2 separate regions of the Homo sapiens genome follow, and region 2 is linked to region 1. Evidence: read pairs that join two places in POLR2A ChIA-PET (ENCODE). Cell type or tissue: B cell. All regions are shown on one strand. Links, peaks and the distances in the headings refer to the core of each region. The heading gives the core; the rest is flanking DNA.

Region 1 (7,939 bases), core at 2,362-4,861:
ATATATATATATATATATATATACATATATAAAATACACCACTGGTAGGAGTATAAATTAGTATAGCAACATTGGAGAGAATTTTGGAAATATCTAGTTAGGGCTATAAGATAAGGATGGCCTACAGTTCAGCCATTTTACTCCCTAGAGAAATTCTCGCATATATATATGGCATGTAAATGGTTTTAGACCATTGATTAAAATTACAAAAATAATCCAAATGTCCTTCCAAAAAAGACTAGACAAAATGTGTTCTAGCTGCCTGTGGTGGCTCACGCCTGTAATCACAACACTTTAGGAGGCCAAAGGAGGTGGATCACTTGAGCTCAGGGATTAGAGGCCAGCCTGGGCAGCATGGTGAAACCTCATCTCTACAAAAAAAACACAAAAATTAGCCAGATGTGTTGGTGCACGCCTGTAGTTCCAGGTATTTGGGAGGCTGAGGTGGGAGGATCACTGGAGCCTGGGAGGGCAAGGCTGCAGTGAGCCAAGATTGAGCCACTGCACTCTTGCCTGAGCAACAGAGCCGGACTGTCTTATTAAAAAAAAAAAAAAAAAAAGAACTGTTCTAATCATACAATGGAATACTATGCAATATATATGCAATACTATGGAAAAAAGGGACTAGAACAAAAAAAGAACTGCAAAAATATTAAGTGACAAGAACAAATTGTAAAAAAAAAAAAAATTCTGTATATGGTCATGTACATACACCTCTTAAAACAGTACTATATGCTATTTAGAAATACATACATGTAGGCCGGGCGCGGTGGCTCATGTCTGTAATCCCAGCACTTTGGGAGGCCGAGGCGGGCAGATCTTGAGGTCAGGAGTTCGAGACCAGCCTGGCCAACATGGTGAGACCCCTGTCTCTACTAAAAATACAAAAATTAGCTGAGCGTGGTGGCACGTGCCTGTAATCTCAGCTACTCACGAGGCTGAGACAGGAGAATTACTTAAAACCTGAAGGCGGAGGCTGCAGTGAGCCGAGATCATGCCACTACACTCCAGCCTGGGCAACAAGAGCAAAACTCCGTCTCAAAAAAAAAAAAAAAAAGGTTATTTCACTTTCACATTGCAATTCCAAACACTCCAGAACAGATGAATAGAAACAAACTCAATTTCCTTAAGTTTAGGACTAGCAACCACCAAAGACTTAATAAAATGTTAGATTATATAAACAAAACCAGTTACAAGAGATAATTTTTTTAAATTCAAGTAAGGTTGTTTTTGGTTATTTTTAAATCTAAGATAGATGGCCAAATGTTGAACAACTTAATGAATCTGGTCTGAATTACAGTACTAAATTTAATATATTCCAAAATTTCAAGTTCTCTTGCATATCAGCATTTTGATAAAGTAACAGAATTACAAAAATACATTAAAAATGAAACTAGGCCGGGCACGGTGGCTCATGCCTGTAATCCCAGCACTTTGGAAGGCTGAGGCGGGCAGATCACCTGAGGTCAGGAGTTTGAGACCAGCTTGGCCAACATGGTGAAACCCCGTCTCTACGAAAAATACAAAATTAGCTGGGCGTGGTGCCGCAGGCCTGTAATCCCAGCTACTTGGGAGGCTGAGGCAGGAGAATCGCTTGAACTGGGAGGTGGCGGCTGCAATGAGCCGAGATTGCACCACTGCACCCCAGCCAGTTGGTTGATTTGCTTTAAAATTAAAAAAATCAATCTTGATTCACTTTAGCAATGAAGATCAAATGAAACTGACTCATAAATGAAAGCACAAGACCACCAAGCATTAAAATAAGAACAAAAAGATGAAAGATCTTTTATGCTTAAGTTTGCAATGTTTGTATAAACTGAAGAAGAGGCCTCTTTACCAAACTGGTTCAGTAGGAAAGCAATAGAAAGAACAGAAAGCAAAAATTAAGCACCTGCTTCACACATCTAAGTGCAATACGCCCATCTCACATGCAGAAAAAACAAAGGCACGACGTTAAGTAATACAACAAAGCTATGGAAGGAGAAGCAGTGATAAATATATAGACCAAGTTGTGCACAATAAACCAAGAGACAAATTGGCTCCATTAGCCATCTTTGCTAAGAGCACAAAAGTAGCCATTACAAATCAGTACCAGGCACTATTGGTCAACCACTAATCCTTCAGCTATACTCACGTAAGAACAGAAAGCTTTTTAAACATAAATGACAACATATATTTTATAGGTATATCCCAATTATTTAAATCAGACTTAAAAAATCCTGTTCACCCTTCTCCTATTGTTCCACCTTTACTCCCATCCTCCTTTCCAGGAACTCATCTATCCAAGGATGTACAGTAAATGGAAACACCTGAAGGCCCCAAATTTCCCTCATGTCTGTCTAATGCAGGGATCTCTTTTTCTCTCTTTGGGTCATCTTTTAATCTTAAACCAGGCAGGGCATGGTGACTCACGCCTGTAATCCCAGCACTTGGGGAGGCCGAGGCAGGTGGATCATGAGGTCAGGAGTTCCAGACCAGCATGACCAACATAGTGAAACCCCATCTCTACTAAAAGTACAAAAATTAGCCAGGTGTGGTGGTGCATGCCTGTGATCCCAGCTACTCGGGAGACTGAGGCAGGAGAATTGTCTGAACCTGGGAGGCGGAGGTTGCAGTGAGCCGAGATCATACCACTGCACTCCAGCCTGGGTGACAGAGTGAGACTCCGTCTCAAAAAAAAAAAAAAAAAATCTCAAACCAATGTCTTTCTCTAAGGCACAACAATATTTCCTCTTTCCTCTTTTCAGTCTAGTTTTTATCCAATTACAGAAAACCTCTTCCTTTCCTTTTGTTAAAAATAGTAAAGCTCTAATCACAGCTTTTAAGTTTAGTGTACAAAACACACACACCCCAAATCTTCCACTCAAGTTTTTAAGCCAGCCACATAAGGAGTTCAGCTGTAATGTAAACTGTGAGTTGCTGGTTAACAGAATGCAAGATCGTCAACGACAAGGATTTGGGATTTTGTCTGTTTTGTTCAGATACTGGCATGAAATGGGGGCCTTTGCACACAGAAGGCACTCAGTGAACATAAGAATTGGCTGGAGGGTTACAGACTAAATACTATTAGACTGTTCTGAATTCTTTACTTCTCAGTGGGTTGGTAGCTCAGAGTAAATAAAAGCAGAAAGCCTCCCAAAGCTCAACAAAATCTCCTATATAATCTTAACATTTGGAGTGCTTTGAATTAATTATGTTCCCCCACCCCCACTTTTGTTTTTTTTGAGACGGAGTCTCACTTTTGCCCAGGCTGGAATGCAGTGGCGCGATTTCAGCTGGGTTGAACCTCCACCTCCTGGGTTCAAGCGATTCTCCTGTCTCAGCCTCCTGAGTAGCTAGGATTACAGGCACATGCCGCCACACCCAGCTAATTTTCTGTATTTTAGTAGAGATGGGGTTTCACCGTGCTGCCAGGCTGGTCTCGAACTCCTGAGCTCAGACAATCCGCCCACCTCGGCCTCCCAAAGTGCTAGGATTATAGGCGTGAGCCACCAGGCCCAGTCATGTCCTCTTTTTAAGGGACTAAGAAAGGCCACCTGTGTTCAACAGAAAATGCCATTTCCCCACCTCAGAGATAAATGCTTTAGTCAGAACAAGGAAAAGGAAAAACACTGCCCAAATAGGTTAAACACCCATGCTGACACTTCTAGATTCTCCTACTCATAAGAACATCCAGTAACCAGCCCTTTTCAATGCGAGGAGTGCTCTTGATACCTACAATCAAGAAAATAAAATGCGATTAGATTTAAAAATGAGTTGACATTACTCTCAGGCTTAAAAGCGCTTCGCAAGCCTTCAAACTCTTACAAATTACTCTACATATTATTGATCAGAACTGCTTCTTCTCTGGCAAACAACACTTATTCATTTGTTTTATTTTCTTGTATATTATACGTTTGAATCTACCTGATAACATAACTGCATTTTAAAAGTTTTCTATAAAAGACAAGGTTTTTTCCTATTTCTAGCACACAAATGTACTTTTCATTCACAACTGATTCTGAAGTGAAGGCCATTCTACGTAGACAATAATCACAGCAATCCTAGAGACAAGTCTTATCCTCCCTATATCACTACCAGTAATTGGTACCATCTCTAAGAGAAAGACAAGTTCCTTAATAGTCAATACATGGCTTCCAAAGTTTGTCTGTCTCCTCTAAGTATGAGATCGGATTTAACTGGATCTTCTTTTGTTCACAAGGATGCAAAACAATTTTCCAAGAAGTGTTATGTTTCTAAACTTTAAGATTTTTAATTTTCAAGAAATGAATCAATTTAAAGCTAAAAAATAGAATACTGATGATACTTAAACATTCTCCAAGAGAAAAGTTTGAATCCATTTTATATTTACAAGTTAATATTAAACTGTGTGATAAATCAAAAGTTTTAAATTAGTAAAGTGTGTTTTAAATGTTATAAACCATGTCAAATGTATAATATATGAACTAACAAATTAAAATACTACAATTGATTAAGCTACAAGGTTCTTGAGGTTAAACAAGTTATTACAAAGAGTATTATTATTTTTGTTTCGAGACAGGGTCTCACTCTTTCGCCCAATCTGGAGTGCAGTGGCGTGATCTTGGCTTACTACAACCTTCACCTCTCGGGTACAAGCAATTCTCCACCACAGCCTCCGGGGTAGCTGGGACTACAGGCATGTGCCACCACACCCGGCTAATTTTTGTATTTTTTGGTAAAGACAGGGTTTCATCATGTTGGCCAGGCTAGTCTCGAACTCCTGACCTCAAGTGATTCACCAACCTCGGGCTCCCAAAGTACTGGGATTACAGGCATGAGCCACTGTGCCCGGCCATGAAGAGTATTATTATAAAAGGTATATGTTATGCCAAGCAATAACAAGATATTGTAGATGTGATTAGTTATAGTAAAACAAAAAGAAAAAAATGTATTTAAGCACTCTTCTGTGTCATGGTTTACCATTAATTCAGAAGTAAAGTGTTTATGGTTGTTATTAAAGTTAAACCAAAGGGGAGAAATAAAGCACCCTGTAATTTGAAGGAAAACTACGAAGTATGAGATCTCGAGGGGCAAAAAAGAAATGAAAAAAGAAAACTAAAAAGAAAAAAAGTATATAAGTTATTGTACAGTATTTATGTTTCCTAGGATGTTATATGTTACTAAAAACTAAATCTCAAAATCTTTAAATACTCTGAGAAATAAATACACTATATAGATTACACTTTTGGAAAATTTTGTAACATCATCAAGAATTTAGTAAAGGGTTCTTTTCACCATAACGCTGATTCCAGTATCTGGTCTGTTAGTCTTTTTTGGCCGGCCAGTACACCTGGCTAAATTCTGTATTTTTAGTAGGGACTGGGTTTTACCACGTTGGCCAGGCCAGGCTGTTCTCAAGTGATCTGCCTGCCTTGGCTTCCCAAAGTGCTGGGATTATGGGCGTGAGCCACCACGCCTGGCCACGCTTGTTAGTCTTCTAGGTAGTCTTTAAGAAAAGGAATATGGATGGAAATGTTCAAAAGTGTCAATCATCTCAAATCAAATGGACACAAAGAGATTAAGTCACATCAGAATTTTTTAAAAAATAGAGGCGTGGTTTCACTCTGTCATCCAGGCTGGAGCAAACTGGTGCAATCACAGCTCGCTGCAGCTTTGACCTCCCTGGCTCAAGCGATCCTCCCACCTCAGCCTCCCAAGCAGCTAACTACAGGTGCACACACCACCAAGCCCAGCTAACTTTATTTTTTGTAGAGACAGGGTCTTGCTATGTTGCCCAGGCTGGTCTCAAACAATCCATCTGCCTCAGCCTCCCAAAATGTTGGGACAGGAGTGAGCCACTGTGCCCGGCCTAGAAACATTTTACTTGTAAAGATTCTAAAATGGCTTTAGCATACTTAAATTAATCCAAAAGATGAAAACCCATTTTTTTAACTCAATGTATTGATGTAAGTAAACACCAACAAAAACAAAGAAAAAATACACATTATGAAGCTCATGTACCTTTTTCTTCACCTGTTCTTGTTAGATCAGCCACTAGAAGCTGATGATCAGTTCTGTCATTCTGCAAATTTTATGACAGCCAACTACAAACTACAAAAATTAAATAGTTCCCAAAACTCTATTTCACCATCAATGTTTGAGTATAGCATAGTGAAATGTCAGTACACTTAACCATCAATTCTGCTAATATACGATACATTTTACAATAAAACTTTAAAGCTGCTAATATAATAGCAGTATTCCATTTCATTCCAATTCTGAAATTAATTCAGCAAGGGAAAAACAAAAAGAAATCAGGTACAGTGTGAAGAATAACTGAAAATTCAGGAATATCATACTCCTGAAAATTATCTTACCATAATCATGATTTCACATTTTATGCTATTACTTGAATAAATTTTGCTATTATAATTTTGGATTAAACAAACTTTTATTATTCTGATGCCACCAGTTATTTGTTTGCTAATTTTTACTAAAATCAGTGAATTGTGAAAGGCATATTTCACAGAAAATATAAAATACTGTATGTTGCATTTTTAAAAGCGAGAGTTAGAATTATACTACTTAACTACTTTCTATGCTAGGTAATGTCACAAAATACTTTAAAATAGTTACATATAAAAATATTCATGAAATACAGCTTTTTTTTTTTTTTTTTTTTTTTGAGACAGAGTCTTACTCTGGCACCCAGGCTAGAGTGCAGTGGCACAATCTCGGCTCACTGCAACCTCCACCTCGTGAGTCCAAGTGATTCTCCTGCCTCATCCTCCTGAGTAGCTGGGATTACAAGCACGCGCCACCGCACCTGGCTAATTTTTGTATTTTCAGTAGAGATGGTGTTTCACCATGTTGGCCAGGCTGGTCATGAACTCCTAACCTCAAGTGATCCACACGCCTCAGCCTCCCAAAGTGCTGAGATTACAGGCATGAGCCACCGCACCTGGCCTATATAGCCTCTTTTTAATGAATCACCACAATCACTAAGTGATACCGTGGCCAATTCTAAGCTTCCAAGACTGCCAAGACATAATCAGCATCATATTTTAATTCAAAAGATTCCATAAAAAATGTTTGTTATAGAAAAGATAACTTTCAACAAGAGCCACTTTTTCTGACCCTGTCAACCTGTGAATCAGCTGTTCTTAGAAGCACAGTTACTTGGACACTACACTATTCCTTCAGATGATGTAATCTTAAGGAATTTAGTAATTAGGTGAATTACTAACATAAAACAGTATTTACTGACATGACTAAATTGAAAGGCCTTTCACCTATTCCTAGAGTCTTCACAGAAATCAGACACCCAGTGTAAGAAAACGGTGTTGAAAGCTCTGCTGGTCACTTCAAAGAGAACAATCACTTCAACAAATCCAGAGGATAATGTACTAGAAACTGGGGAAATCTTACAGTATGAAAGCTCAAATAAAAATACTCGTGCTAATATACAGCAACAAAAAGAACCACTGCAGAAACTGTTGTAAGACTTCATGAGAGCAAAAACAAATGAAGAGGCGAAAACACAACAACCATTAAGACAAAAAAAAAGACAAAGAAGGCATTGAGAGAAGAAGCACAAAATAAAGATTATCCCTGAAAATGTGTGGACTAAAATATTCTGTTCTAAATACTTAATTTTAAAATTTCGATTAGAACAACACACTGTCCATTTGGCAGACCTACAAAAACATTTCCTTAAAAAATTACCATTACTTCAACTATATTTTTAAAAGGCCTGTACACTTGGAAAAGACTATCATAATAATTAGAATAACTTGTCTCACTATTTACTTAGAAATGCCCCATTTAAAAGTAGGCCAACAATAGGAACTTTGCTATTGCACAACAGAGAAAGTAAATGAAATAACATCTATTAACATTCAGCGTCCATGGCATGTTTCTCCATCTCCTAGAACATACTGTGACTTACACTGTCTACTCTGAACAATTTACCACTTCT
Region 2 (7,939 bases), core at 3,555-6,054, 160 kb before region 1:
ACATCCTTTGAAGTTATCACTTTCGTATTTTTCTTTATACAGCAGACAATGATAATTATGAAGTTTTATTCAATTTGGAGGAACTTAAGTTAGACCAGCCCTTCATTGATTGTATCAGAGTTGCTCCAGATGAAAAATATGTGGCTGCCAAGATAAGAACTGAAGATTCTGAAGCATCTACCTGTGTAATTATAAAGCTCAGCGATCAGCCCGTAATGGAAGCTTCTTTCCCGAATGTGTCCAGTTTTGGTAAGCCACCAACCAAAATAGTCCTCTGTGTTGAAAGGCAACGGTAACACTTTTGAAACATTTTTTTGTCGCATGTGAGGGAGGGAGAAGGTGAATGCCTGATTCATGTATCCCTATGGACTATACATCTTCCTATGTACCTCTTATTCAGGAGACCTTCCCTTATTTAATTATATATCTAGATGGGTAATTTTAAAATACTCATGTTTTTAAAAGTGTTATAATTAGAGTCCATGTCATACAATATGTTTTGATTTATCAGAATTATTTGCCAAATTATTATCTAGAATAAATTTTTACACGTAAGTTGCATCTTAATATTTTATTCAACTTTAAGCTTGAATGTATTTTTTTAATTTCATGTTATCTTATAGAGCTGTTACAGCATAAAGTCACTACCAAAGAACTTGGTATGTGTTGAACTAACCTGTTTATCAATGGAAGCTGTGACATTTTTAGTAATAGAACTAACTTTAAATTTATCATTGAGTGGTACATATGTTACATTTTGTCCTCCCTTTTCATTTTCAGCCATCATTTTCTCCATTGTTTAACTAAATGTTGTTGCAGTGAATTGAAATTATACCCTAACTATTGAATTCTAAGACATATATTTTGTACATTTTATAACCTTTAAAATCATGGTGCATATTATACAATGATGACTTACAATCACTGTCAGCCAGGTGGCAGTCATGGTGTAATTGTGTGCAAACTTCTGTTGACAGCTTCTGGTGGGATCAAGAATCAGCATTAAATTGTGTTTGGTAGTTGGAGATATCCTGTGGCTTGAAAGCAGACAGAGAAGGTTTACACATGAGAGAAAGATGCAATATTCCTTCAGACTTACAGTTTCAAGTTGTAGATTGAGACGGAATTCACCTCCTAAAAGCAAATGTGACTTTACCAATGTCTTTCCTAAATATTGAGCATTTAGCTCTTATTTAGAAACCTGAGTACCCTGAGACTGATAACTACTTGAAACCTTGGAATGGTGTAGTAGTGGTTTATTCTCAGGAAAGCTCTCTGGCTTATATACAGCACAGATTAGATACAGTCAAATATTTAGATTTCCAGGGATAAACTTGCACATGTTCTCACTGGCATTCAAAATTAGAATGTGCTGTGCTTTTTTTTTTTTTTTAATGGAGTGTAGGTGATTATGTATAATTATCTCATTATTTTCTTTCAGAATGGGTAAAGGACGAGGAAGATGAAGATGTTTTATTCTACACCTTCCAGAGGAACCTTCGCTGTCATGACGTATATCGAGCCACTTTTGGTGATAACAAACGTAATGAACGCTTTTACACAGAAAAAGACCCAAGGTACTAGAATAATATAATTAAATCTTTCTCTCCAGAACCTTCCTCCAGTTATTTAAAGTACTGACTTTGGTTGACTTAAAACGTTTATTTTGGTTGGAACCAGGAATAATAAGGCTAAAACGATCATTCTTTTATTAGTTGTTTGTATTCAAAATTGGAGTCTGGTAATATTCAAAATCAGAGTAAATACAGATATATCACTAATATTTTATTAAAAACTGAAATTGATTTTGTGAATTACAACATAGTTCATTCATGTAAATTCATAAAGATGACCTAGAACTGCTAGATTGTGAACAGACTGAGTCTGTTTCACCTTTGCATCTTAATTGATAAGCAGGGTGCCAGGTTTGTATAGTGCTATTTAGTCAGTATCTATTGCTTAAATAAATGGTATATACTTAGATAGGTATCTCTCTTTCAAACTAAAACCCCTTGTTCCTGATGATTGTTGAGTACCTTTTAACCATTAAATTCTTAGTAATATATAGAAGAATTTAAAGTATGTGTTGCTACTAAATTATAAATTAAAACTAACTCAAAAATGTATTATTGTGCTAGGTGAAAAAATTAAATATATGCTATGGTTTCAATTGGGTATCAAGGAAAAAAGATGCATTTTTAAAAGATTGAAAGGAAATACACCCAAAGTACTAACAATGGTTTTTTTTTTACTTTTCTTTTTTTCTTTTTGTAATAAGCATTATTATTTTTATAATACATTTTAAATTTAAAAATAATTGTCGATAGAAATAATTGGAAAAAAAGATTAATGTCTAGTTCTTTATATTTCGTATATTCTCTTAGACACATTTTACCCTAGAGCCACTTGTGTTCTCACTTCCTGTAACCACATATCTAACAACTATTTGGTCAAGTAGTTTATTTTTAATTTGTCATCACCAAACTAAGCAAACAAAAATATATAAAAACAGCGAAGAAAGTGTTGAAAATAAAGAGCAAAGTAGGGTAGGGGACTTGCCCTACAATTATATATTAAAGCATATAAAGCAATAACAGTAAAAATAATACAAATTGATAGACAAATAATAGAGCTTAGAATAACTCTAAAACATAGATCCTAGTCTATGTGAAAATTTATATGATAAAAGGCATCACAAACTAATGAAAAATGAATCGGTGTTATTTTATAATGCAATGGGAAATACTATTTGGGAAAAAATAATTTTCATCATTGTATATGTCAGCATACATTCCTAAGAGATTTAAAGAACCCATTGAGAAAAATAATTTTTTAATAAGATGAAAATATAAGCTTTTTAGTCAGCTTGGTTGGAATATTTTTGAAACATAAAATCAATATAAGAAATTACAAAGGGTAGTAGCAGTCTCGATTACGTAAAATATTAAACTCAAGTCAAAAACCACAAAAACTATTGTAAATAGTTAAAATCTAGGTAACAAAATGGAGGAAAGTGTTTTCAACAAAAAGACAAGTTAATGTTCTTAATTTTTTTTTTTTTTTTTTGAAACAGAGTCTCACTCTGTCACCCAGACTGGAGTGCAGTGGCGCAATCTCAGCTCACTGCAACCTCTGCGTCCCAGGTTCAAGTGATTCTTCTACCTCAGCCTCCCAAGTAGCTGGGATTACAGGCACCTGCCACCATGCCTGGCTAATTTTTGTATTTTTTGTGGAGACGGGGTTTCACCATGTTGGCCAGGGTGGTCTTGAACTCCTGATCTCAGGTGATCTGCCAGCTTTGGCCTCCCAGAGTGCTGGGATTACAGTTGTGAGCCACTGTGCCCAGCCAATATTCTTAATTTTTAAAGAGCTATTTACATACTAATAATTTAAGCTACATTCAAAGTTTAAAATAGACACACATTTCACAAAAGAAATAACGATTGACAAATAAACATGGTAATGTGATCCAATACAGAAGAAATTTTACCAAACTATAAGCAGTTGTTATTTGGGGGCATTGGGATTCTTTACGTTTTTCAGTAGTTTCAGTATAAATTACTTTTATAATAAGGAAAAATATAAATATAACATTTAAAGCCACTCATTATGTTAGTATAGTGCTTCTAGGATATTATTTGATTATATTCATCAAGTCATAAAAATACACTTATTAAATTAGTATTTCCATTTCTAAAAATTTGTCTTGGGAAAATAATTGTGAAGATCATGGAAGGGGAAAATATCTTCATGAATATGTTTCTTGTTATATTGTTTATTATAATGAAACATTAAAATCTAAATTTTTAAGAATTATGATATATTAGGTAGCCATTAAACCTGTTATAATATTAGGTAGCCTTTAAAAATAATAATCACAAAGACTTTCAACTCATGTAGGGAGAAAATTGATATATGAAGTAAGAAATACAGAATCAAAAATTGTATCTATAATTACATCTATTTAAAGACACACATGAAATATAAATATAACTTAGAAGGAAAAATTTAAAAAGTAAAATAGCTATGTTAATGTTTTAAATGTGTTACGTTAGTAAGATTGTGAGGGGTTTTCTTCCTATTCTATTTTGTTGTAAAAACTGGGAGAAAGGAAAAAAAAATCCAAAATGCATGCAGAGAAAGAAGAAAATAAAAATAACTCCGTGTCCCTTTTATTCCCTATTTGTGTCTCCTATAGAAAGTTTATTTCCTCTTCTCAGCAAAAAGCTATGTTATCTACTCATGTGATTGAGAAATGACGTTTGTAGTTTACCTTGAAATGCATCCAAATAAAGATGGATTAATAGGTGCATAGATATGTAATAAAGTAAATGTAGCAAAATGTTAGCAATGATGGAATCAAGATGGTTTTTTCAACTTTTCTGTATTTTTGAAAAACATTTATGATAAAATGTTAGAAGTAAATTATTTTGAATGCCCTTTAGGAGAAAATGAGAAAAATAATAGCTAATTGTTAAAGTTACAAGTGATATTCACTAAGGAATTATTTTAATTTCCTATCTGCATTATAAATCAACATGTATACTGACCACCTCTGAGATACTGTCCTTAACAAGGTAGCATGCATCTGAAATAAACTGTGATCTCATGTCTCTCTCTCTCTCTCTAGCTACTTTGTTTTCCTTTATCTTACAAAAGACAGTCGTTTCCTCACCATAAATATTATGAACAAGACTACTTCTGAAGTGTGGTTGATAGATGGCCTGAGCCCTTGGGACCCACCAGTACTTATCCAGAAGCGAATACATGGGGTCCTTTACTATGTTGAACACAGAGATGATGAATTATACATTCTCACTAATGTTGGAGAACCTACAGAATTTAAGGTAATCCTGGATGCTCGTTGTTCCTATTTGGGCTGTTAAGAAGTGTCACACTTCGATCAACAACATTTCTTGCTCCAAGAGCTCATTGTTTTATAAATTGATGCCACCTTCCTATGTATAACCAATCCCATTTCTTTTCCCTTAGAGCTAATGCCTCTACATATTTTAATTGTGCCTAAAAAGTTAGTAAATAAAACATATTCTGTCCTGAGTTTATGTTAACAAAATCAAACTTAGTAGCTTAAAAGAGCAAACTTACAAACTCGTGATTTTATGAGTTGGCAATTTGGATTGATCTCAGCTAGGCAGTTCTTCTGCTGATATCAGCTAAGCTCACTGATGTATCTGTAGTCAGCTAGCTGTCAGTGCCCTCACTCAAATGTCCAGTGGTTGGCTAAGCACTGGATATACTGTCTCACCACCCAGCAGGCTAGTCAGGACTCATTCATATGGTTGATGGTCACACTTTATCCCTGATGCAGCGTTAGTTCCTTCAGCTCTTCATAAAACAGTGAGGACTAGTATGGTCTAGTTCTCAGTGATTGCATCTCTGGATGCTGCAGCCTTCGTGTTTTCTTACCTATATGTCTTCTAACTTTGTTCCACGTAGCTAATGAGAACAGCGGCTGATACCCCTGCAATTATGAATTGGGATTTATTTTTTACAATGAAGAGAAATACAAAAGTGATAGACTTGGACATGTTTAAGGATCACTGTGTTCTATTTCTGAAGCACAGCAATCTCCTTTATGTTAATGTGATTGGTCTGGCTGATGATTCAGTTCGGTCTCTAAAGGTATGTTTAATTTTCAGAAGTTAATACTGTTAATCAAAATATTTATGCAGTTTAGCTTAACAGAACATCACATTTTGAATAGTGGCAGCAGTGTTCTTTTTCTTGAAAGGAATGTAACTTAAATGGAATTTAGCAAAGTCACTCTTGGGTTTAGGAGGGTTATCTTAGAATTACTTAGAGGATCTTGCTTTTTATGCAGTTTTACTTAAGATAGTGTCTTATGGCATGGACTTCACAAGTAGAGTTGAGTGCTAATATTTCTCTTTCTGTATATCTCTCTACCTCACATATCTCTGCAACTTGAGATATAGTAAAAACTCAGGCCAAAGTTGGTAGCTAGTGCCTAAACACTGACTGCTGTTCCCCCATCCCACATCCCCAACAGGGACAGTAGTGGTATCCACTGTGTTTTTAGCCACTACATGCTTTTGTCTGCATCATCTTCTGTCTGCCAGTTTTCTTATCCGCAGGGGATGCAGGGAACAAACTTTGGTTTCTTTCAGTGTAGGAGTAGCAGTGGTCTCCACAGCAGCACAGAAGGCTAATAGTGGCAAGACTGCTTGGCAAGCTGACTAGTTGATACTGCTTGTGGCTACCAGGAAAGATAACCTGCCTTCACAAGTGAACTTCCTAAAATTGGTGAATGACAACCTTATTGCCTAGTTTTAAAGCAGCATTAACATGTGAGTTGAGGTAGTAGGCACTGAAGGGAAGAGGATGGCTTCCATTTTGTTTGATATGAAAAGAGTTACTGAGCCAGTTGATGAGCAAACAGCATAGACCATTTATACCTCCCTAACTCCAATATTCTTAAAACTCCTGTAAAAATGCAATTTCAGTCAATTCAGTGGCTTTTTATTGAACTTTCATGTGCACAATACTGTATCGGGCATTATAGAATCGAAAGCTGTTAAAGCAGAATATCCTAGCCTTAAGGAAGATATAGTTAATCACAAGATTAAACTAGTACATAAAGGTTAAGTGTATCATGGATTTGAATAAGTAGTATCAAAAACATAAAATGTGCTGTGGGGCTCAAACTAGAGAAGAAGGCCCAGGAAAGCTTTTGGTAAAGTTGGTTGAATGTGAAATAAACCAGAGAAGAGAGATAGGATTTTGACAGGTGGAGAGGGGATGGTATTCCAAGATGAGAAAGCCATCAAATGAAGCTGTATGCTCTGACATTCAGAAAATGTTCAGGAAACTGTTAATTATTCTGTTTTATTAAAGCGCTATACATTTCTGGGGGATGAAGTCATGATTTGACTTTTTGTGAGTGTCAATATGAGGAATTTATTAATTATGAAAGGTAACATTTGAAGTTTTTGAGCAGGGGAATGGTTTGAGGAGTGGCAGCCATATTAGGATACACTAAACCAAAAAGAAGTAAGGGGCAGGAAGCTAGTTTTGAGATTGTTTTATTGGTATAAATAAGAAATAACAAGGGCCTGAAATAACTGAAATCTCCAGCTACTCCCTAAAATCAAAAGATCAAATGTAATGTCCAGTCTCTTAGAACACTATGTAAGTGTCCTAAAACCAAAATGGTGACTGACTTGGAGGGATGTCCTTATTGTCTTCATCTGCTGGAGTGCAAAGTATTTCTTTTCACTTGCTAATTTTAAAAATTTTAATATTATTATTTTAGATAGCATTTCTTTTTTTTTAACTTTTACTTTCAGGGGTACATGTGCAGGTTGGTTTAATAGATAAATTGTCTGCCACAGGGGTTTGATATACGTATTATTTTGTCACCCAGGTAATAAGTATAGTACCCAATAGGTAGTTTTTCAATCCTCACCCTCCTTCAACCCTCAGGTAGGCCCCAGTGTCTGTTATTCTCTTCCTTGTGTCCATGTGGACACAATGTTTAGCTCCCACTTATAAGTGAGAACATGGGGTGTTTGATTTTCTGTTCCTCTGTTGGCTTGCTTAGGATAATGGCCTCCAGCTTCATCCATGTTGCTGCAAAGAACATTATCTCTTTTTTATGGCTGTGTAGTATTCTATGGTATATATGTACCACATTTTCTGTATCCAGTCTATCATTGATGGACATTTAGGTTGATTCCATGTCTTTGCTATTGTGATGAACATAATGTGTGCATGTGTCTTTATGGTAGAGCGATTTGTATTCCTTTGGTTATATATCCAATAATGGGATTGCTGAGTCAAATAGTAGTTCTGTTTTACATTCTTTGAGAAATTCCCAAACTGCTTTCCACAGTGGCTGAACTTACATTTCCACTAGCAGTGTATAAGCTTTCCCTTTTTTCTACAGCCTCACCAGCATCTG

The links. ChIA-PET counts read pairs that join two places held together with the same protein. Peaks named below come from ENCODE experiments on the same cell type or tissue, not always from the same donor. Only the 100,000 strongest peaks of a DNase experiment are listed, where the experiment ranks them.
Region 2: POLR2A ChIA-PET joins it to region 1 with 5 read pairs; 5 of 35 experiments call an interaction of 5 or more read pairs at or near these places.

What each region holds. Positions count from the first base shown.
Region 1 is chr2:44,170,537-44,178,475 of GRCh38, reverse strand. All of the region lies in intron 1 of PPM1B (protein phosphatase, Mg2+/Mn2+ dependent 1B), which reads right to left. Among named protein-coding and RNA genes, the nearest start is that of PPM1B, 5.6 kb to the right of the region's middle. In B cell, for the core only: no CTCF peak of the experiment used is centred there; no DNase peak of the experiment used is centred there; H3K27ac peaks cover 1,772 bases.
Region 2 is chr2:44,336,055-44,343,993 of GRCh38, reverse strand. It overlaps PREPL (prolyl endopeptidase like), which reads left to right. Exons shown (of 14, transcript NM_001171613.2): 4 at 43-249; 5 at 1,442-1,577; 6 at 4,631-4,847; 7 at 5,458-5,643. Among named protein-coding and RNA genes, the nearest start is that of PREPL, 21 kb to the left of the region's middle. In B cell, for the core only: no CTCF peak of the experiment used is centred there; no DNase peak of the experiment used is centred there.